Linked DNA regions of Homo sapiens: region 2 is linked to region 1. A link is a loop called in an ENCODE intact Hi-C map of the cell type or tissue named here. Cell type or tissue: endothelial cell of umbilical vein. All regions are shown on one strand. Each heading gives the region's core, and the rest is flanking DNA. Links, peaks and the distances in the headings are about the cores only. Region 1 overlaps SMYD3 (SET and MYND domain containing 3). Region 2 overlaps SMYD3 (SET and MYND domain containing 3).

Region 1 (12,688 bases), core at 2,973-10,972:
ATGCCTAAGAAATTTTCCTCAACCTCCTCTTACCAATCAGTAACACTGGTTTCACCAAGGAGTAAGATTCTAATGTGTTAAACCCTATTTAATATCTTTCAGTTTGATCCTCAAACTGTACATTTCTCCATCTGCAAGTACAGCGTTACATTCACCAACTTACCTAATGGAATTTGATACATGGTTGGACATTACTATAAATTAGCTGAATCTCAATTTATTTAGGAAGCTCTACAATGTAACTCCTCAAAAGGCAACAGTCTCCTATAGAATCAATATACATGTAACACCATTAAGAAGCAGCCTCTCAGAAAAGCGATTCAGCAATTGAGATTAATGTAATGAAAGTTATTCAGGTAGATAACAATCTAATTTTAAAACACTTGAAAGAAATAAGTCCTAACTCCTTTCCCATACAAATAGAGATGCTAGCCAGTCTGGGGCAAGGGAGGGTTGGGCTGGTGTAGTGGCAGGGAAGATGGGCACAGGAACCTAACACCAATTTTTTCACTTGTACATTTCCTAAAAGAATTTTGAAAAACCTTGTGCTCTTCTGACATTTTAGGTTGACATGTTAATTTAATGATGGCATGGATATAGTTTCCAGTATGGTATATACGTATCTTAAATATTATTGTTGCAACCCTGCAGCTGTAGATTTCACTCTTTTACTTAATGAAATATGTCCACCAAACAATCTAATTGTTAAGCCTGTTCTGTCAAATCAATAAATCAAATAAAACTTACTTTCTGTCAAAAAATTCATATTTCATTTCAAATAAAAGTGCTAATCTGCCTTCCCTATAAACCCTCCCTCACCACCCATCACCACCACAGACAGACAACAATCAACTTGATTCTAAAAGAAAGAAATAAGGTATGGAGTCCTGCCATGGGTTTGTTACCTGGAGGAAACATCTATGATTTTGACCAAAGCAGTCATCACTTTGCTATCTTCAAATTCACACCCAGAACCTAAGAATTTTTTTTTTTTTTTTGGAGACAGAGTCTCGTTCTGTCACCCAGGCTAGAGTGCAGGTGCTTGATCTCCGCTCACTGAAACCTCCGCCTCCCAGGTTCAAGCAATTTTCTGCCTCAGCCTCCCAAGTAGTTGGGATTACAGGCATGTGCCACCACGCCTGGCTAATTTTTGTATTTTTGGTAGAGACGGGGTTTCACCATGTTGGCCAGACTGGTCTCAAACTCCTGACCTTGTGATCCACCCGCCTCGGCCTCCCAAAGTGCTGGGATTACAGGCATGAGCCATCGCGCCCAGCCCCAGAACCTAAGAATTCTTAAATGGTCCCTTTAGTGGGTGAACCAGAGGATTTACACTCCCTGAAGCAATCAAATATTGTAAGATTTGTGCTGGGTCAGAAGCATGACTGACTGCCTTTGTCAAGTGGGAGGAAAGCAATTTGTGAATGGAGAGGTAGGAAGGAAGACTCACTCTGCCACAGGTGCTCTCAGGCAACCATATTAGAAATTATCAAATGCAGACATTGAGCATCTAAATACCATTAAAACTATTTTTGCATGCAAAATTCCTGAAAAGTCTCCATGAATCCCGAAGTGTATATATACACCCACTTTAAAGACAACTAATCTAAAAAACAGCTCCAGAGTGCTTAACTCAACATTGGAAGCCAGGCACACAAAACGCAAAAGCTGTCAGTCATAATGTTCTAAGAATAGAAGCAGAATAAAGATAACAAGGCAATGTGGTAAAAGCTTTAGGATACGCAAATTTGACATAGGGGTGCAGAGCTTGGATTCTGGAATCAGAAAGTCTGGGGTTTGGATTCCACCTGTACTACTTACTAGCCATGTGACTTTAAATAAATTTCTTTATCTCCTTGGGGCTTTGTTCCCTCCTCTTTAAGACAGGAGCACTATTGATGTTGATGATGGCAGTGATGATGTTTTAAGTATCTGTACTTCACTGAATTGTTGTGAGGATTAAATGAAATAACACAAGGCACTTAGCACAAAACGTAGCATGTAGTAAACATTCAATAAATGCTAACACAACATTAGGAGGGAGAGTTTTACTTAATAAAATATGTCCACCAAACAATCTAATTGCTAAGCCTGTCCTTACTGTCAAATTAATAAATCAAATAAAACCCTCTCCTGAGTGTAAATCACTGCCCATTTTTGCCAGCAGTTTAGACTATGAGTGAAAAGAAGGTTTTTAGGAACACCAAGCCAACTCAGGCAAAATGGAGACATATTTTCAACTACAGGCCTGTCCTATGTCCCTAAAATTGCCTTCCATGAATGTAACCCCAATCAGAGTATAGTTTAAGGTAGAACATAAGAATTTGTCCTTCTTACTATTGACCCAAGGGATAAACAGCACTAGTAAAATTCTGCTTTTTTATAGATACTCTCAAATCTGTATCTGAATTTCTAAATGCATTTAAGATGCCCGGGGTCTAAAAACATACAACACAGTTAACAACAAAGAAAACGAACTTAGGAGGGCTGAGTTAGAAAACCCCTACAGCTGTTAAGACAGTCTTTTGCAAACCAAGAGATTAGGAATTTAATTTGTACAAGTATGGAGGGGACTTCCAGCCACTTGTCTGAGAGAGCTTAGTACAGATAAGAAATTAATGTGCCTGAATGACTTAGACTTAATTCTTATAAACACTCTCACTTCTGAAATGGGACCGGAGCTTTGCCTTTGAGTGGACATCCAAAAAGGAAAAAAAAAACAAAAAAAAAACCTGGGAATAAGAGAATTAACTTAAAAACTCATAAAAAGCAAGGCATTACTGTACATCTGATAAGACTGAAAACCATATGAATGCATAACTAATGAATTTCCCACACACCAAGTTCATGCAAAATCACACAGTTAATTCCATTTCATACTTTTAAACCTTCACTAGAATTGGTTGTTTTTTTAATCTTTACTTTCCCATCTACTAAGGTAAGTCAGAAGACCCTGGATGTAAACATATCAATTGCCTCTAAAATAAAGACCAAGTATTGAAATAGTGAAGAGGATACTGCATTGTCTCCTAGTGCTTTTGAGGAAGCAGAGCCCAAAATCATGGCTCATTTTACTACTGGCCAAACTGTGAAGCAGAATATATCACTACATGTAGCAAATAACAAGTAAGCAGAGAATCAAAGACATCACAATGATATATCCATAAAAAAAGTATTATCATATTTGTCCTAAAGACAACTCTAGAAATAATTCTATTTATCTAGTAAGAAAAGGCATGACCATTTACTATATATAAAAACATAATCTTTCAAAGAATGTCAAAAATGAAACCACTATATTATCCAATAAATTCTGTGACCGGGGAGAGAAAACCTACTAATCTCTAATAAATGGAACCTCCACATCAGAGATATTAGAGGTGCTGTTTTTCTAAACCCATTTAATGTAGCTCTTTGAGCTTGCAACAGGATCTCCATGACAGGTTTCATTTCTAAAATTCAATTAAAACTTATCTACGATTTAAATAGGTACCATATGGGGATGAATTTTAGGAACCTATGTAACTTGAGGCATCTGATGACACTGTTAAAAGGAGTTGTCTATTACTGCAGGAACACGGTAATTTAGAAATGGCATCCTAGGCCGGGCGCTGTGGCTCACGCCTGTAATCCCAGCACTTTGGGAGGCTGAGGTGGGCAGATCACAAGGTCGGGAGATCGACACCATCCTGGCTAACATGATGAAACCCCGTCTCTACTAAAGATACAAAAAATTAGCCAGTCATGCTAGCACATGCCTGTAATCCCAGCTAGTCAGGAGGCTGAGGCAGGAGAATCGCTTGAACCCGGGAGGCGAAGGTTGCAGTGAGCCGAGATCGTGCCACTGCACTCCAGCCTCGGTGACAGAGCCAGACTCCGTCTCCAAAAAAAAAAAAAAAAAATGGCATCCTATCTAATTTAATCACACCATAACTTAGAGCAAGTTTTATATTTTAAACTATATAGCTTTCAAGTAGCAATCTCAAATCCTATAAATGAAGACTGCATTAAAATGTTAAATGTATTGTTATAACATTTCCTTCGGAAACCAGATTTAATTATAGGATCATCTATAATGTCTTGCCTTTATCAGAGGAATTGGGGAGGTAATTAAGTAAGTAGAGTGTATCACTTTACATTTCTGGTCCCAATAACTTTCGGAACACTGTGTAACAAAATGTGCTATGAGAAAAGAGTACTTGTAAAATTATTACCGTAATACAAATAATCAACTTCTTCAAGACAGAAAAATTCTTGGCTATAAAATTCAGAGGAAAATTCCAAACTTATGACAAGATGAAAATACTGAAATATATTTGACATTTGAAAACAAAATTTCCAGAAGTTTCTCTCACAAATACACGAGACAGAAACTGACTGATTCAGAGGCCACGCACCTGAAGTTGTCTCACCAGTCTTAAAAGATTATCTCAATACAAGAAATGATTGTCTTTCCAATATTTCTTTTTCAGTCTTATAGTCTACAGAAGTATCCACATAAGGAGAGCTAGCAGGACACACACACCATAAATCACAGTAGGCAGGTCAGCTCTATGCTTAGTCAGTTCTTCATTCTACACCTTCTCCCAGTTAGAAGCAGCCCCATCTCCTCTGGGGAATTAATTGCCATGTAATCATCACTTGGATTACTGAGCTCTACTGTTTCACTTCCAGCTTTTTAAGAGAATTGCTTTCCTCCCACTTTTTTCAAATAGAAGAGGTGAGGAGATCAAAATACAACAAGCACTAATATACCCTTCCCCAGATTCAACATTTGTTAACAACTTTCCACGTCTGCTTCCTCTCTACATATGTGTATCTGTACGTTCTTTTGCTCATCCATTTGAAAATAAGTTGCATACATTTTAACTCATCCCTAAGACCTTTGGCATATGATTCCTATTAAGAATAACATAATCAAATTAGCCAGGCGTGGTGGCGCATGCCTGTAATGCCAACTACTCGGGAGGCTGAGGCAGGAGAATTGCTTGAACCCGGAAGGCAGAGGCGGCATTGAGCCAAGATCGCGCCATTGCACTCCAGCTAGGGAAACAGAGCGAGACTCCGTCTCAAAAAAAAATAATAACATAATCTCTTACATGATCACAATACATGATGCTGAAGCCACTATTCTGGAGACCACGCTTTGAGAACCAACGCACAGAGACTAAGATAAAACTGCTGTTCAATAAATGCTCTTCTCCTCATCCTCTACTCTTCCCTTTCCAAAAGTCAACTGTCATTATCCTATGAAAACAGAACTTTGAATATGTTATACAATCAATTTGTTGGCAGGGAATACCCATCCCCAACATATCTACTGAGAGACTAAATAAACAAATGGTCAAAGGCCAGATCGTAGGTAACTACGACCCACGACCTGCAGCTACAAGCCCAGGCAACCAACCTATTATCTACAATAACCAGTCTAGGAAGTCAGACTGGTTACTGTCTAGCAACTAGCCCAGGAAGCCCAACAATGCCCTTAAGAATTTGTACAAAGCCACACTATCTGTGATCATGCCTGGGGAACACAGCAAGATCTCATCTCTTTTTTTTAAAAAAAAAAAAAAAAAAAAAAAAGGACAAAATGGCCAGGAAATGATTAGTAACTGTCAGCTTCCCTAATTTTTGCTCCTGCTTCCAATGTAGGACCAACCAGAGAAAGCCAAAAATGTACCCTTAACTAATCACACAGGTTGCTATGCTTTTAGTTGGCTCACCTACAGCTTCCCACAGGAACAGCCTACAAACAGGGCATACCTGAAACCTTCCCTTTTTTCCACTCTAAAGTTTACCCTGCTGGGCACAGTGGCTCACACTTGTAATCCCAACACTTTGGGAAGACAAGGCAGGAAGATCACTTGAGCCCAGGACTTCAAGATGAGCCTGGGAAACATAGTGAGACCCAGTGTCTACAAAAAATAAAAATAAATTAGCTGGACATGGTAGCACATGCCTGTAGTTCCAGCTACTCAGGGGGGACTGAGATGGGAGAGTCACTTGAGCCTGGGAGGTCGAGACTGCAATGAGCCATGATCACGCCCCTGCACTCCACGTGGTCAACAGAGCAAGAGCCTATCTCCAGAAAAAAAATAAAATAAACAAAAGTTTTCCCATTCCTCTGTCTTCCTTGAATCTCCACCAAATTGAATAGATGGTGGTGGATTCCCTTACTATATAAAGAAAGCTCTGAATAAGTAGCCTTTGATTGTACTCATTTGGGTAGACCTCATTTATTTCCACAACCAGAATAAAATCAATTAGTTATTTTTGTGATGTTTTTGCTCTTTAACTTAGAATTCCTTCTTCTGAGACAGTGTGATATGGGGCAGGAGGGACCTGCTTTGGAGCCAGGAAGACCTGGGTTTGGAAATCTGACTTCTCCAGCGATTACCTTATGCAAGTTCTATAATCTCTTTGAACGTGAGACCTGTGTTTGGAAATCTGACTTCTCCAGCGATTACCTGATGCAAGTTCTAGAATCTCTTTGAACGCCCATTTCCTCACTGATGTTCTCCATGAAGGGAACAATAAGCACCCACTGCTTAGGGCTGCCCTAAGAAGAGAAAATAAACACAAAAGGACACCGTGCCTGACACAGAGAAGTGTCAATGAAGTCAGGTGCTCTGACTGGGCTATGTTCTTCAGCTTTGAAACCTTTAATCCTGTGAGTATGAACCTGCTGACGTTAGGTGTGGAAAGGTTTTTTTTGTTTGTTTTTAAGTAATGTTATTGGGAGTATAGAGCCAAGTCCCTCACTTTAGAAACTAAAAGATGAGTGTTGCAGCTTCGGCATACCGTTTTGACTACTGTGACAGAAAATGACCCAAACTAGTTCATGTAAAATCTCATCAACAGGCCGGGCATGGTGGCTCACACCTATTATCCCAGCACTTTGGGAGGCCGAGGTGGGCAGATCACCTGAGGTCGGGAGTTCGAGACCAGCCTGACCAACATGGAGCAACCCCATCTCTGCTAAAAATACAAAATTAGCCGGGCGTGGCGGCACATGCCTGTAATCCCAGCTACTCAGGAGGCTGAGGCAGGAGAATGGCTTGAACGCCTCCGGGAGGCGGAGGTTGAGGTGAGCCGACATCGCACCATTGCACTCCAGCCTGGGCAACAAAAGCGAAACTCTATCTCAAAAAAAAAAAACTCATCAACAGAACTATAGGGACATCCCAGACTCCCAAAGACTGAGTTTCAACTGATAAATAACTCAATAAATCAGGCTGCTCTCTCAGGAAATGCTTGATTTGATCACCTCCGTTGTTCTTCTCTCAACCTGCTTCTTTTGCTTACTCAGCTGCACACGGCCCTGAAAAATGCCCACCCCAAGATGGCAGTGATCTATAATTTCATAAAGATTTGGGTTACACAGGTGTATGCATTTGTCGGAATTCATCGAATGGTATACTTAAGACATAGGCATTCCACTGCACTTAATGGATCTAGTCTCATTTCTGTCTCCCTCACTAAACTGTGACATCTCAAGGACAAAAAGGAATCATATTCGACACTGAATCCTCCACGCTGGCACAATGCCTAGCATGTAACTGAATCTCAGTAAATGCGTGATTATTAAACAAAGGAAGCAAACTGAAGAATTTGAGAAAGTCTACTTATTGGGATTTATTCTGAAAGATGTACTACAAGTTCACATTTTAATTAATGATTACATTCCAGTGAATTAATATAAACGTATTTAAATTTTAATCATTATGAAGTGAACTATATTTATAAGCAAACAATTAGTGACTTAATTAAGGTGCCAACTGTTCAGTGTACATGACTCTACCACCACCTAGTGTAAATAAATGCATATTACCACATTTGGAAATTCCCTAAAGACAAAGAATCTCCCAATGGTGGGTCACAAACTAACATACTTCAACCACAAACATTCAGCAGGTGCCTGCCGGTCCTGGAAATTATGCCAGGCTCCAGAAGGACAGACACAGCTCTTGTCTGTGTTGATCACTGCTGTCTCCTCAGGGTTTAGGAGAATGGCAAAGCACTTTGCTGGCCTTCAATAAATATCTGTTAGCTGACTGACAAGATTCTGGGATTAAAAGGTGACTAAGTTATCTTCGGGAAAGACATTCAGCCATTCAAAACCAACAGCATTTTATAAACAATGAAATATTATTCTGCACTAAAAATAAATGAGCTATCAAGCTCTGAAAAGACACGGAGGAAACTTAAGTGAATATTACTAAGCGAAAGAAGCCAATGTGAAAAGGCTACACACTATACGATTCCAACTGTATGACATTTAGGAAAAGGCAAAACTATAGAGACAGTAAAAGGATCAGTGATGACCAGGAGCTGGGGAGGGAAGGGATGAATATGTAGGGCACAGGGGATTCAGGGGGCAGGGAAATTACTCTATGATATGATGATGGTGGATACATGTCATTACACATATGTCAAAACCCATAGGATTTACAACACCAAGGGTGAACGCTAATGTAAACTATTCACTTTGGGTGATAATGTCATGAGTAGAAGGTGATCGGTTGCAACAAACGTGCCATTCTGGCGGGGGGTGTCCATTGTAGGGGAGGCTGTGCATGTGTAGAGGAAGAGGGTCTATGCGAACTCTCTGTGCTACGCACTCAATTTTGCTATGTAGTTAAAACTACTCTAAAAAGTAGTTTTTTTTAGTCAATAAAATTTTTTTACTTTAACTTTAGATATCAAATAAGCAAAACCCAAATCTAACAAGTACATCAAAAATATACTGTTTTTTTAAATGCCTACATAAATGCTCAATAAATGTTATTTCCTCACCTCCGTAGCACAACCGCAACTGCTTACCCCAAGTAGCTGACATGAAGTGGCTGTAAAGAAGCCACTGTTTCTTCATCTGTGAAATTAAGACAGCAGGACTAAATCTCTCACTTCCTATTCTAATTTAACATTCTTTTAAATTTTAAAAGAATAGATCACTAAACCTAAACTTTTCTAAAATATAGAAAAAGGAAGGAAACTGTCAAATACTTACAGCATCACACAGTGACACCAAAACCTGACAACGAACACATTAAAAATTACTGTCAAATCTCACTTGCGGGCCAGGGGCGGTGGCTCACACCTGTAATTCTAGCACTTTGGGAGGCCAAGATGGGTGGATGACTTGAGGCTAGGAGTTCGAGACCAGCTTGGCCAACATGGCAGAACCTTGTCTCTCCTAAAAATACAAAAATTATGGGTGGTGTTGTGCACCTGTACTACCAGCTACTGGGGAGGCTGAGGCACGAGAATCGTTTGAACTCGTTTGGGAGGTGGAAGTTGCAGTGGACAGAGTTCGCACCTCCAGCCTGGGCCACAAACCAAGACTCCGTTTCAAAAAAGAAACGGAAAAAAAAGACTCATTTATAAATATTGGTGCAAAAACTTTAAAAGTAATAGCAATGAGAACTCATAAATGCACTAAATGAAGGATAGGCTATAGGCACAACTGTTTACTCCAGTGATTCCAGGAGAGTTCACTATTAGGAACTCTACTCATACAAGCAACCATATAAGTAGGTCAAAAAAGAAAAGTTATATGACCATCTAAGTAGATGCCAAATAGACATGATGAAATTTTTAAACCGTTCCTGATTTTAACGCTTAGCAAAATAGCAATAGATGACTATTTCCTTAACATAATGGAAAAATACATTTCATATCAGTCTATAACTTTCTAATGTTTTACTGGAAACATTACTGAAACACTAAAACAATGACACACACAAGCATTTCTGTTGAAGTCTGGGAGGAATAAAGAAAGCCCACCATTGGGCTTCTAGATTAATATTCATCTAGAAGTACCATACTAGCCAATGCAAGGGAAAAAAAATCTTATGTGAGTTTTATTTATTTACCACACATTTTTACAGTGCTTACTATATGTCAGATACTGTTCTGAACACTTTACAAATACTAAATCATTTAATTCATATAATCGTCATAATAATAAGGCAGTACTATTATTATCTCATTTTACAGAGGGAGAGAGCAAGGCACAGAGAACATAAGTAGCTTGCGCAAAGTCACATAGCTAGCAAGTTAGTAGAAACAGGCTTAACACACAAGCAGTCATAGTTCCAGAGCCGGTGCTTCTCACCACTATGCTATATGAAACACGATATCGGACTGAAGGAGGCGGAAGTATCCATATATGCAGATGATATGACACATTTGCAAAATTCAAGGGAGAAAAAAGTTGAAACATTGTTATAAGTGAGAATTTAGTACAGTGGTGGATTACAAAATCACATAAAACTACGATGCTTCTATATGTAAACAATAAAAACTTAGAAAATATACTATAAAAAGATGCTATTTACACTACTGACAAAAAAGGTAAAATAACTAGAAATAAAAATAAGTAGATAGTTCCTATTTGAATAAAAAATTACAACCCTGCTGGTTTATCAGTGAACATAAACTCCAAATTTACCAAAAGCGAGGTATTCAAAAGGTATGAACTGACTTAAAATGCTCCTCAGGCACCTAAGTAAAAGCCACAGGGTTGAAAGCAAACCAGCCTTAAAAAGGCCCACCGTTTCGCCACCTACCTGGATCAGGTGTATGCAATACACTTGAGCTTTGTCAGCTAACCCAATTATGCCCAATCTTTTAGGCCAACCCTTAACAAATTTAATACCTTCTATTACCAGCCCAAGAGCACGGTCATGATACAGAAACACTTTTCTGCAAACTGTTAGTAAATCTCTACTACACCTTACAACAGTCCACATTTTAACTACTAATAAAGCACTGAAGTTGGGTGAGGATCTGATGGAACAAGTGGATCTTCTAGTCGGCTCCTATTCCACTTTAAGGCCTAAGGTTGGCAGTTAATGCCCAGTCAAATCAGATTAGGTAATACGTGAAGAAATTGTTCACAATGCAAAAAAGAGAAATCCTGAATAAACATTCAGAGAAGTGTCCCCTAAAAAGTAAGGATCATTCAACTATGAAATGAGTTAACATGGGAAACCAAGATTCTCTGTAGGAAATAGTTTAATGGGATAGGTGTGCATCCATAAAGAAACTGCTATGCATTGAGGTGGGGAAAAATGCTTTAACCGTCACCATTAGCACCATAATCAGTCAGTCAGTCAAGCAACCAGGCAACCATTACTTATGGAGTTGCTACTATGGGCACAACTCTGCAGCAGTCAAAATAAAATGTGAGGTATGATTCCATCAAGAGAAATATTTATTATATGCTTGGAGAAACAAACATGAAGAGAATACAAAGCAATACATGAAAAGAAATACATAAGGCAAACTAATAATGGGAGAATTTCTCTCTGAGTTCCCATATATATTACAGGAATAAAAATCTAAGGAGCAATCAATCAGAATAGAATTTTATTTCTTCCAACTTTTAGAAGCTGAAAAGATTTGGAGGACTATAAAATGTACACAGGCAAATAATCCACGGCAGTAGTAATAACTGATGAGGGATTATTAAAAACACACTAAAGCCTCAAACGTCAGCAATGTTTATCATCCTATTTCATTAAAACATATTCACTAATTAATTTCAGTAACCAGAGTTAATTTAACAAGTCACTGTGCTAGGCTTTTACTGAATGAGTCAAAAGGAAACACATAAAAATACTCAAAGATTTCTTATATAAAGCAACAGGACTGGATGCAAGCTCTAAGGGCAGCTGTTTAACAATGAAAAAACTGGGACTGAAATCAAGTTTGTGACTGAAAATAGGCACATTGAGCTCTGTAGTCACCTCTATTTATAGTACTGTAATAAAAGCCACATATTGGGTTAAATCAATGTCCTCCCATCCCTTAGATAACCCACTCTACAATACAACAAATTTATAACTGAAGATGTAGGGTGATAATTCACATTAATTCAGCAAATATTTACTGAGTTATGATGCTGTGCTCAGTGCCTGAAATGCTAAATTTAATAAGACATAGACCCAGCATTTTTTGTTTGTTTTTTTAAATAAAGACACAGTCAAGTCCAAGTCCCTGATCTGAAAGAGCTCATGTTATAGAGAATTTCTCACTTTGTAGGGAGAGAAAAAGTATTCCTTTAAAAATAAAGTTCCTTGAAACAGTCCTGTTTTCCAATCATTAACTACCTAACCAGGAAGATAGAGAATTGGAAAACCACCACATTTGCTTATAAGAACTGAATGGAATATGAATTGGAAATAAAAATGAAATATCTCTAAAACCGTCATGCTATACTGGATTGAATGTACATCAAGAAATTGTATTTCCAGTCCTACATTGAGAAATTTTATTTACACAAAATCTATTACACAAAGCAAGATATAACCAGCTAATATTTCATTGAGCTATTACCAAATGTTAAGAGGTTTCCTAGAAAGAAATGAGTTCTATTAAAAGCTTTAGGGACACTGAGCCTCCAAATGCTATAGAAAAGCCAGATACTATAGAAAAGCCAGATACTGCCTTGAGGCAAAAATGCTAGAAAGTGATAGAATGCGTTCTTTACAATTTGCAGCTAGGTTATTACCCATGATAAATTGATAACCATTCATTAACTTTGAGAGCAATAGACAACTGGCAGGCTATTTCATGCCTCAAAGAATTTATGGCAAAAATGACAGGTGACTTTGAATTCTGAAAAGGATTCTTGGAAATTATTACTTTCATGCATTCCTTTAAATAAACTTGGAGGCAGATA
Region 2 (12,688 bases), core at 2,358-10,357, 560 kb before region 1:
TAATACTAAAAAAAATCTTTGTGCTCTTCACTGAGTGTACCCTTGTAACTAGATACTAAACCAACTGCATTATGGAAACAGCCTATTTTTTCCAAACTGTATAAGCAATATTAAATGACCTTGGAAAAATCGAGATAATATGTAAAGTAGACTCCCAGCACAAAGACGGAAGACATACTCTAAATAAACTTGACAAGAGTGCCTTGTTCAAGTCTCAAAACCACCCAAGGAAAAGTCTGAAACCCACAACATCCCGTAATTATTTTGCTATTTTCCACTTATTTTGGGTTAAAAAACAAAAGTCTACCACTTTTCTTTCATTTTTAAATTCATTCTCACTTCTTTCTTAAAAACTAGGGGAAAAAAACCCCAAAACATCAGGACTGGAGTCAAGAAGTTTATTTCCTGTATAATAATTTCTTTCTTTTGGGGTCCCAACGCTAAAAGACTATTACTTCTTTCTGACCATTCAAGCCCCTGCTCTTCACTGTCCTTCATGGTTTAAAGCAGCCTTTACCCATGCTGGCCCACAGAGTATCATGAAAGGTCCATGGACCTGACACTGTAAGAATTTAGGTACAAATCTAGCGAGATGAATCCTTTTCTAATTCTTGCCTATTTTTGGCTTTTCAGGGAGCTTCATATACTAGGAACTTCTTCTAGGCTATTGAGTACATAGTAGGTATTTAGTAAATGCTGGTTGTCGTGGGAAGCAACAGATAAAGGTGAAAATGGCCAAAACCCAGAGTGGGTGATGTAAAAAAGAAAAATTGTCCAATTTTATAAAGTTTCATGATTTTTTTTCCTTTAGCGGTAGGATGTCTAATATTTCTATTTAATCTCAAATATTAAATTTATACAGGGATATCCAGGTCAGAGGATTCCAGAACTTGAGGATTAGGAAGCTTTTTAGCAATGCAGAGATCAGACAGATGAAAAAGACTGTTCTTAGAAGACCTGTACAAAACAAATGCCACCATATCTTCTTAAAAAAGCCCAAAAGGTCAGTACATCGAATCCAAATACCTATAGCTGAAGTCTATTTCTCCCAATCTTAGTGAGGACTGAAAACTATAGGTCTCCCTGACCATGATGCAGCATGGTTGTCTGGGGTAAATACCCGAGGTTCATTGTCTCATGCCAGGGTAATCGAGGATGCAGACACACAAAGTGATTTTGAGAACGGAGGTTTAATGGGCAAAAGAAAGAGAAAAGAGAATAAGCTCTCTCTTCTGCAGGGACAGAGAGGAACCGGAGTGGTCCTTCCGGTTTTGTGGTGAAATGCATGGGGGTTTTTATAGACAAGCTTGAGGAGGCAGTGTCTGATTTACATAGGGCCTGAGAGATTGGGTGGACCAGGTGTGATGTTTGCATAGCACCTGAAGAAGCTGGCCATCCCACCCTAATCTTTTATTATGCAGGTATCTATCTGGGAGGTAGCCATGTTGTCTGTTCCTTACTGTACACGTGATTGACAAAAGGGAAGATGGTGCCACTGAGAGGTAAAGCCAGCAGGACTTTCTGGGTTGAGTGGGGACTTGGAGAACTTTTCTGTCTAGCTAGAGGATTGTAAATGCACCAATCAGCACTCTGTAAAAACGCACCAATCAGCGCTCTGTGTCTAGCTAAAGGATTGTAAACGGACCAATCAGCACTCTGTAAAATGGCCCAATCAGCTCTCTGTAAAATGGCCCAATCAGCAGGATGTGGGCAGGGCCAAATAAGGGAATAAAAGCTAGCCACCTGAGCCAACAGCGGCAACCCACTCGGGTCCCCTTCCACGCTGTGGAAGCTTTGTTCTTTTGCTCTTCACAATAAATCTTGCTGCTGCTCACTCTTTGGGTCTGCACTACCTTTATGAGCTGTAACACTCAATGCGAAGGTCTGCGGCTTCACTCCTGAAGTCAGCGAGACCACACACCCACTGGGAAGAACAAACAACTCTGTACACGCCACCTTTAAGAGCTGTAACATTCACTGTGAAGGTCTGCGGCTTCACTCCTGAAGTCAGCAAGACCATGAACCCACCGGAAGGAAGAAACTCTGGACACATCTGAACATCTGAAGGAATAAACTCCAGACACACCATCTTTAAGAACTGTAACACTCACCATGAGGGTCTGCAGCTTCATTCTTGAAGTCAGTGAGACCAAGAACCCACCGGAAGGAACCAATTCCGGACACACCACCATGTTGAACATGCCTGGCCCCCAGGTAGCCTTTTCTTATTGGCACAGCTGCCAGCATTCACCCCTGCAAGCTTCCAGCTTGCTTGTCTATGTCTGTGACTCGATTTTACAGGCTGTTCTTTGTTAGAAAAGATGTGATTTGGGGACTGCTTTTCATTAAAGGGAAAACCTTACCGAGGACTTCCTTACCCTCACTATCTGCCCAACTAATTTCTTTTTAACTCCTATATCAACCAGATAAGGCCCCTCCTTTCTCCTGCAGGCTGAAGAGTTTGTATGCCCTTAGTCTTTCTTTAAAGTCTTACTTTTCTACAGTGTTTCTCTATTAGAGGTTCTCTCTGTCCCTTTTTAAGTTATGGGGCCACTATATAGTTATGGGGCAGCTGCATAAAAACGTTCATGGTCTTTTCTTGAGCTAAAAGACAATTACATAAAATTAAGGAGGTTAGTATCCACAATTTTTACAATGATTTTAACTGACCTTATTCATAACATGAAGTAGTTGTAAAAAGTAGATATTCATTTAATATGATGTCAAACTAAGGTAATTTTCCTCATCCTCTGAGGCTGCTTGTTACTCCCATTGGAGTACTCACCCATGTTGAACGCAACCTAATTGTTCAGAAATAATTAACATGTTTTTATTTCAGTTGTAGAAAACATAATTTATTAATTGGCTGCTACTTTATGTGTTCCATTTTAAAAGGCACAATAAATAAGAAATTAGCATAAGAAGGTATTGAAAAAATGCCAAGATTGACTAAATTCTGAGAAAAGCAAGATAATTCCAAATTAAGGATGAGTAAATTTATTACATAAAGGAGTTTAATGACAAATGTGGAGACAACTGTTTTATGGGCCTTTAGCTACAGCTTTCCAATTTTAATGTTATAGACAGGAAAACATTATCAACGCTTTCATAATTCCAGGATTCTAATTTACATATCAAAACAAGAGAAAGAGAAAGCCCACATCTCTCCTTACTTATTAGAGTTCTCGGGGTCTGAAAACGGCTTGTCAACAAAGGTTGAAAGAAGAGGAAGCAGAAGATATGCTGATGGCTGCAACTGAAGCAATACAATATCCTAATTACTGGGAAGTACAGCTAGTTTAGAGACCATCACACCCTCACCTCAGCAATTAATACCCAGTACAATTGGTAAATGTTCTAATCTTTAATAGAAGCACCCAGAAACAGCCTGTAAGCAGATGAGTATTTGAAACAAACCGTTTGCCATATCCCCGGGTATTAATCGAACCCAAAAGCATCTCATTCTTTGTGGGGGAGGAAGAAAGCTGCCATCATAGATATGCATAAGCAGCTCTCTACAAGCTCTTCTTCTGGGTGTAATGATGTGAAAACCATGCTAATTTCCTTGCCCGATATTTGAATTTTTTATTCTTCATGCAATCATTTCTGACTTCTTGGTTCTACACACACTCACGTTTTTCTGGCTATTGCGGGTCGAAAGGCCAACCTCACTGTTCTAACAATGACTTCCCATCCCTCCATGATGAAAATGCAAACCCTCTGCCCAGCATAGGCCATCCCTCACCACCCACTGCTGGCCTTACCAGCCTTTATCCTCCAGCAATACTAAACCATTAGCTGTTCCCTGATGCGCCATATTCTCTCAAGCCTCTGGGACATTTCACAGGGTGTGTCCCTGTCAGAAGCATGTGAACCAGAGCAACTCCATCTTGAATAGGGGCCTGGTAAAATGAGGCTAAGACCTACTGGGTGGCATTCCCAGATGGTTAAGGCATTCTAAGTCACAGGATGAGATAGGAAGTTACCACAAGTAACAGGTCATAAAGACCTTGCTGATAAAACAGGTTGCAGTAAAGGAGCTGGCCAAATCCTACCAAAACCGAGATGGCCATGAGAGTGACCTCTAGTCATCCTCACTGCTATACTCCCACCAGCACCATGACAGTTTACAAATGCCATGGCAACGTCAGGAAGTTACCCTATATGGTCTAAAAAGGGGAGGCATGAATAATCCACCCCTCGTTTAGCATATCATCAAGAAATAACCATAAAAATGGGTAACCCGCAGCCCTTGGGGCTGCTGTGTGTGGAGGAGTCATTCTTTATTCCTCCACCTTCTTAATAAACTTGCTTTCACTTTTTGGACTCGCCCTGAATTCTTTCTTGTGTGAGATCCAAGAACCTTCTCTTGGGGTCTGGATTGGGACCCCTTTTCCAGTAACATCCCCAGACTGAATCTCTTTGAAACCATCTCAATGAAAATTCCTATACAACCTGTACATCTCAGGTCAATGTCTCCTGTGAAGTCTTTCTAGACTGACCAGGGATTTTTTTTCTCTTTCATTGCCACTATACTTCAAACAGGCTTCCAGTAAAATCACTGCCACACCAAATTAAACTGTGTCTGGGTATCTATCTCCACATTAGAATGGAAGCCACCTACAGGAAGGGGACATCTTTCAATCTCAGGATTCCCATGGTTGGCCTATGATATATGTCTCACATCATGAAATACTTGAGGAAGAAAGAAAGGGACAAAAGGAGAGAAACAGGGAGGGAGGGAGAGATTCAAGCAGGTTTGCTGAAAGACTGGAGATGAAAATGGTAATTATGGGTGAGTAATAAGCAAAAAAAAGGAGACTTAAGTCTATTTAAGCCCTAAGCAATATAAGACGCCTTATTTCCAGAGAGTTAATGTTCAAGCTATAAACAGAAAAGACTTATTCCTAATTCTAGTCCTTGTTGGGGTGAGTCAGGGCTCCCTGGACTCTCCACAGCAGCTAATGCTTCAGTCTCTTCTTACATGATAGACCTGTCATGGAGTCTCACCCAAGTGGGTTGTAAAAGCACTGGCCAATGTCAGTCTAGGGTCTTAAATGGACACTTAAATATACTAAATTATTCAGTAGTAAAGCCAACCCAAAATATCTATTTTTCCTGTTTATATTTCTAGAATTCTACCATCTAAAGGGCTTGAGAAATTGGACAAAGATAGTATGTTAAGTATTTGAAAATGAATACATAAATGGAAGTGATCTCTCAAGAAAAATAATGTAAATAAATAAATAGGCCTAAAAGTTCCCTCTTGATGTTATTTTACCTTTATTTACCTTTTAACCTTGCTTCCACAACCAAGGGCAGTACCCACAGTGCTTTATCAAAAGAGCACTGCCCCAGAATTATGATACTTGTATTTTCTGGGCCGGATTGTCCAGCGTCACTCTATTTGTGAGTGACACAAGTCATTTCTCCTCTCTGCAAAATGCTGATATTGACCTAGATGCCTAATGTTTCTTCTAGCTATTCAAATTTAACTGACTTTCTGACAAACCACTTAGCTTGTGTGATATTCGATGGATCTAAGTACAAAGTATGCTCTCTCACGTCTACCTTTTAAGCTCTGAAGGTATGCAATCAATAACATGCAGAAAGAGCCCAATCTGAGTGTCATTTCAGCAGGTTTTAAAGACAGAGTGAAGAAATGCATGTGTTCTACATCAACCATGTCTACCTGAAGCCCAACAGCAACTTCTCAGAGCAGGGAAAGAGAAAGTGGAACCACATTTGGTCACCTACCATCCCTAATACACGGAGCTGCATTACATACTCCCTGTAGCTTACCAATGCCACCAATTCCCCAGCTTCATTCTTCCAAGGATGCAATGTCACTAGAGGGCGCAGTTAATGACTATATAAATAGTGAGCCCCAAGATAGTTATTGTGAAATTTAACCTCTTTCCATATCCCAACAGTGAGCTGTTAGTGGAACTTTGTGTGGCAGAGACCTATAGAACTCCAAAGTTAGGTAAGGTCAAACATGTCATGTTTTAAAGGCTTTGAGCATGTACTATGGACCAAAAGCATAAGCCTTCAAGTTCACTGTTGAGCCCGATTAACAGATAAGGGGAAAATGTACTTTTTGAGAAAAATAAATAGGTTATTTTTGCATGGCACCATGTTCTCTTAATTTCTATAGAGAGTGAGATAACAGAAGTGACTAGAATACCTTTTTCTCCTTCTAGGACATCCTTCCCATTGACACTGGAGGGGCCAACTACATGTTTTAATCAGAGCCCACAGCTGCCCACACCCACTGCAGAGTGAGCTACTCTCCACCAACCCTGCAGCCCTGAAGTTTCTGTGACCACTGAAGAGGTCTGTTTTCAGACTTAGGGTCAAAGTGTGGGTGACCTCCAACACCTACTGTAATGAAGGAATAAATGTCAATAGAAGCCTTGTCTGGTCTCTGTCCCAAGGCATTTTATTATTTGTTTCATTGTGAGATTCCAAATGTGGTCTTACTCAGAAAAGAACAATAATTCTTACATGGCAAATTCTGAAAGAGGCATCAATGCAATCCCTCTCAAAATACCAATGACATTCTTCACAGAAACAGAAAAACTAATCCCCAAATTTATATGGAACCACAAAAGGTCCAGAATAGCCAAAGCCATTCTGAGCAAAAAGAACAAAACTGAAGGAATCACATTACCTGACTTCAAATTATACTACAGAGCTATAGTAACCAAAACAGCATGGTACTGGCATAAAAACAGACACACAGACCAATGGAAAGAAATAGAGAATCCAGAATTAAATCCATACATCTGCAGTGAACTCATTTTTGACAAAGGTGCCAAGAACATACACTGGGGGAAGGATAGTCTTCAATAAATGGTGCCGGGAAAACTGGATGTGCAGAAGAATGAAACTAGATTTCTATCTCTCACTATATAAAACAATTAACCAAGATGGATTAACGACTTAAATTTAAGACCCTCAAACTACGAAACTACTAAAAGAAAACACTGGGGAAACTCTCCAGGACATTGGTGTGGGCAAAGATTTCTTGAGTAACATCCCAAAAGCACAGGCAACCAAAACAAAAATGGACAAATGGGATCACATCAAGTTAAAAGCTTCTACACAGCAAAGAAAACAATGAACAAAGTAAAGAGACAACCCACAGAATGGGTGAAAATATCTGCAAACTACCCATCTGACAAGGAATCAATAACTAGGATATATATAAGGACTTCAAACAACTGAATAAGGAAAAAAATCTAACAATCTAACAATCTGGGCAAAAGATCTAAATAAACATTTCTCAAAAGACGACATACAAATGGTGAACAGGTATAAGAACATCCCGCATCATCAAAGAAATGCAAATCAAAACTACAATGAGATATCATCTCACCACAGTTAAAATGGCTTTGATCCAAAAGATAGGGAGTAACATATGCTGACAAAGATGTGGAAAAAAAGGGAACCCTCGCACACTATTGTTGGGAATGTAAATTAGTACATCTACTATGGAAAACTGTATGAAGGGTCCTCGAAAAACTAAAATAGAACTACCATTGATCCAGCAATCTCACTGGTAGGTATATACGCAAATGAAAGGAAATCAGTATATCGAAGAGGTATCTGCACGCCCATGTTTATTGCACTACTATTCACAATAGCTAAGCTTTGGAAGCAACCTGAGTGTCTGTTGATAGATGAATAAAGAAAACATGGTACATATACACAATGGAGTACTAGTCAGCCATAAACAAGAATGAGATCCTATCACTTGCAACAGCAAGGATGGAATGGGAGGACATTGTGTTCAATTAAACTAGCCAGACACAGAAAGACCAACTTCACATGTTCTCACTAATTTGTAGGAGCTAAAAATTAAAAGAATTTAACTCATGGAGATAGAGAGTAGAATGATGGTTACCAGAGCCTGGGAAGGTAGTGGGCAAGGGAGGGAACGGGGGATGGTTAATGGGTACAAAAATATAATCAGATAGAATGAATAACATCTACTATTTGATACAACAGGGTGACCAGAGTCTACAATAATTTACTGTACATTTAAAAATTACTGAAGAAATATAATTGGAATATTTGTACCACAAAAGAAATGATAAATGCTTGAGGCAATGGATACCCCATTTATCCTAACATGATTATTACACATTGTATGACAGTATCAAAATATTTATCTCATGTACCCATAAATATACACGCCTACTCTGTAGCCATAAACATTCAAAATTTAAAAATACAAAAATAAATAATGTTTACAAAAGAGGATTGGTCTCTTGGGAAATAAACTGCAGAGACAGCCCAGGATGACATCCACTTTGTCCAGGAATCTGGGGGGAGGGGAGCAATGACCTGGATGTGACTCTGTGCAGTGCCACTCATGCTGTCTTCTTACTCAGCTGTACTTCCCTTCCTTCTGCTATGTACACCCCCTCAGTGACAGCAATGTCGGGAACTGTAGGGGTGAAGAGGACAGCACGAGTAGTGATGAAGGACAGTGATATGCCCCCTAAGTCTGGACAAAGGTCAGCTTACTTCTGGAAGGAGAGCCCAGGTTAGGAAGTGCAGGGGAGCAAGCCAGGAAGAATACAAGAATGAAAAACAAGCTGAGCTGAGCATGGTGGCTCACACCTGTAATCCCAACAGTTTGGGAGGCAGAGGCAGGAGGACTGCTTGATCCCAGAAGCTGAAGACTAGCCTGGGCAATACAGTGAGACTCCATCTCTACAAAAATATTTTTAAAAATTAGCAGGGCATGGTGGCACACGCCTGTAGCCCCAGCTACTGAGGAGGCTGACATGGGAGGATTGCCTGAGCCCAGGAGTGAGCCATGAACACACCACTGCACTTCAGCCTGGGCGAAAGAGTGACGCCCTGTCTCAAAACAGAAAAAAGAAAGAAAGAAAAACACCAACCACCCCAGCACAGTGACCACTGGAACCAAACCAAACAAGAGGCACTAGGCACAAAAAAAGGGGGAAGAAAGCAGAGACAACTAAAAATTGGAACAGGAGGAGTTAAAAAACTGTTAAGAAAATTATGTGAACAATTCAGAGACTCTGATCAGCAAATGATGGGAACTGAGGATGCTGTATTTCTTGGAACCTCCCAAATAGACTATTTCCCCAGATCATTCAATAATAATAATGGCTACCATTACCAAGCATCTACCATCTCCCAATCTATACATATATTATCTAATTATCTAATTGAACCCTTAAAGTAGCTTTGCCAGGTTTAGAGTATTCTCATTTTACAAAAGAGAAAATTAAGACCATCACAGGGAAGGTAACTTGCTGATGTCAAAGGGTTGGTCAACAGCAGAAACCAGAACCATCTATCTGCAAAGCACATGCTCTTTCCACCGTATCAAGCTGTCCTCTTATCCACCATTTGGATTTCATGTCTCTGGCCAGTTGCTGATGCTCCGGAACTAGAACCCAACTTCTGCTAAATCTAACTCTGTACTCTTTGTATAATATCCTGTGGCTTTAAATAAGATATTGACTCAGCAAATGGTACTAGAATCATTGGCTATCCATATACAAAAAAGAACATTATGCATACACATAAATTAACTGAAAATGGATCAAATTCCTAAATGTAAAACCTAAAACTATAAAATCTAATATGAAACACAGAAGAAATATCTTTCTCCTCTTGAATTAGGTAAAGATTTTCAGCTATGGCTTCAAAAGACTGATCCATGAAAGAAAAATACTGATAAACTAAACTATTTCAAAATTTAAAACTTCTGCTTTTCATTCTGTGAAGAGAATGAAAAGACCAGCTGCAAACTGAGGAAAAAAACATGTATAAAACATATGTCCAACAAAAGACCTGTGTACAGGATAAAGAACTCTCAAAACTCAGTAAGAAAACACCCAATTTTTAAAATAGGCAAAAGATTTGAACAGATATATCAACAATTAAGATGTACATGTGGCACACAAACACGTGAGAAAACACATTACAGTACTGCAAATTAAAACCACAATGCAATGTTACCACACTAAATGTATTAGGAGGATGAAAAACAAAAAGAAAATCTGACAAAAACAAGTGCTGGTGAGGATTTGGGGTAACTGGAACTCTGAGTCATTGCTGGTGGGAATTCAAAACAATAGGGGCTGCTTTGAAAAAAAGTGCAGCAATTTCTTATAAAGTTAAACATATATTTACCATAGAGCCCAGCAACCCCACTCCTAGGTATTTGTCCAAATAAAATGAAAACTTATATTTGCACAATAACCTGTATGTGAATGTTCACAGTGGCTTTGACAACCACCAAAACTAGAAAACAACTCAAATATCCTTCACTTAGAAAAACAAACTATGAAATAGCCATGTAATGGAATACTACTTGGCAATAAAAATGAACCAACTATTGAGGTTATATATTATAAATGTGTGTACAAATAACATGGCTAAGCAAAAGAAGCCAAATGAAATGGCTGGTTAATGTATATGATATTGTGGAAAAGGTAAAATGGTAGTGACAGAAAGAAGATTTGGGTTAGCAGGTGCTGGGAGTGGGGTATAGACATGGATACAACGCAGTACGAAGGAATTTGGGAGTGGTGGTGATAGAACGCTTCTCTATCTTGATGGTGGTGGTGGTGGTTGTGGTCACAGACTGCATTTATCCAAGTTTGTAGAACTGTACACTAAAAAGGGTGAATTTTACTGAATGCAAATTACACTCCAATTCTTTAAAAAGATAGGGAAGGTCTATCTGTTACTCTTATCACTATAGAAACAGCATAGTGAAGAGGTTAGGGCTATACTCTTGAAAGCTCCCGTTGCCTCATCTGTAAAACGGCAGTAAGAGTAACCCTAACTTTGATATGGTTGTAGAGAGAAATGAGATGAGGCATACAGAGAAGTCTGCAGAGTACCTCGTGAGAGGTGAAGCCAGCTGGACTTCCAGGGTGGAGTGGGGAATTGGAGAACTTTTCTGTCTTACAAGGGGATTGTAAAATGCACCAGCTGGTGCTCTGTAGCTAGCTAGACGTTTGTAAAATGCACCAATCAGTGCTCTGTAAAAACGCACCAATCAGCGCTCTGTAGCTAGCTAGAGGTTTGTAAAATGGACCAATCAGCACCCTGTAAAATGGACCAATCAGCACCCTGTAAAATGAACCTATCAGCACTCTGTAAAATGAACCTATCAGCACTCTGTAAAAGGAACCAATCAGCAGGACATGGGTGGGGACAAATAAGGGAATAAAACCTGGCCACCCCAACCAGCAGCGGAAACCCGCTCAGGTCCCCTTCCACGCCGTGGAAGCTTTTGTTTTTTCACTCTTCACAATACATCCTGCTGCTGCTTACTCTTTGGGTCCGTGCCATCTTTAAGAGCTCTAACACTCACCGCAAAGGTCCGCGGCTCCATTCTTCAAGTCATCAAGACCATGAACCCACCGGAAGGAACCAACTCTGGACACACTAGCACACAATAAGTGCCCCCATAAGCTTTAGCAGGTATTCTAATTTCCAGTAGTATCTGAGGAAGAATCACCTTATTGTACTAGACTTCCTGAACACTACTGCGTACCTGTGGACCATGTGTTGGGCTGGGGATGGTACTTGGTACACAAGAACACATACTCTGTATCACATTAGCTGCCATCCCTCAATCTATCCTCTGAGCTGGAGGCTTATGAAGCCCCAAAGATGGTAGAAAAGAATGTGTGTGCAAGAACTGGAAAGGTGAGACAGAATTCACGACACCACAAATTGTGGAGAGACCATCTTTTACCCGAGGTGGACATAACAGGGCCACGTGAAGGAGCCTGGTGAGCACAGCTGCCTGTCCTCTGGGGAGAAGGCAGAGAAGAAGTGCCACATCCTGTGATGTGGTGAACGCCACAGTCCAAGGCAAACACAATAGCTACATTGTTTATCTCTCAGCCAACTTTACAGCCCATCGTAGCATGCCCAGAAGCCTCTCCCCGTATGTCATAGCAACACTGCAGACGGGATTATGTGATTATGAAGTCAGTAACTCCCTTCCTTGATTAAACATGAACTCAAACAGACAGTCATTCACTCTGGGGGAAACCCATTTTTCTGCTTGTCTGGAGAAGCAAGACACAGGTAACATACAGCAATGTTAGGTTTCAACTAATTAAAAATGGGAATGAACACACGCACACGCACGCACACACTTCTTCAGTTCCCTGTCAAATCTTCCTGAGGACAACATAGTTTGGTTATGATGAAAACTTTAGAAACGGGAAACATTCTGCTTAGATTGTTAAAATTGAGAACAACGCAGAGCTGGTTGGGCTCATCATCCCACCAGGAGACAGTTCTGCTTACAATTTATCTAGCAAAATAGAGTAAGGCAGCAGAAAAAATCTTGGTTTCCTAGTGACCTTTAAGTAAGTGCTCCCATTTCAAATAGACTCAGTACCATAAAAACTTTCTTGGGCTGAGAACTTTCATTTCCTTTGAATATAACTTTTGCGCTAACATTCTTTCATTTCTTCTTCTTCAGACAATCATTGTTTCTTCCTTTCACTCAAACCTGCCTCTGTTCCCCGGTTTTCACGGTTTACAGGGCATAGCCCAGGTGATGTACAGCCCACATGGGAATCAAGGCAGTTCCCACACAGCACCAGCACAAAGTCATTTCTTTGTAGAAGCTGGGCTTCTTCAGGGCTGTGTAACTCATAGGTGTCGT

Evidence for each region. A loop is a pair of places that touch in the nucleus more often than their neighbours do. Peaks named below come from ENCODE experiments on the same cell type or tissue, not always from the same donor. Only the 100,000 strongest peaks of a DNase experiment are listed, where the experiment ranks them.
Region 2: a loop joins it to region 1, with 4 times the contacts of the local background. A loop is called at or near these places in 6 of 110 quality-filtered maps.

What each region holds. Positions count from the first base shown.
Region 1 is chr1:246,443,146-246,455,833 of GRCh38, forward strand. The region is part of intron 1 of SMYD3 (SET and MYND domain containing 3); the gene reads right to left. Among named protein-coding and RNA genes, the nearest start is that of SMYD3, 58 kb to the right of the region's middle. RefSeq lists an enhancer at 6,225-6,785. In endothelial cell of umbilical vein, for the core only: a CTCF peak has its summit at 7,823 (motif pointing left); a DNase peak (open chromatin) is centred at 7,786.
Region 2 is chr1:245,883,152-245,895,839 of GRCh38, forward strand. The region is part of intron 8 of SMYD3 (SET and MYND domain containing 3); the gene reads right to left. Among named protein-coding and RNA genes, the nearest start is that of SMYD3-AS1, 220 kb to the right of the region's middle. In endothelial cell of umbilical vein, for the core only: no CTCF peak of the experiment used is centred there; a DNase peak (open chromatin) is centred at 5,850.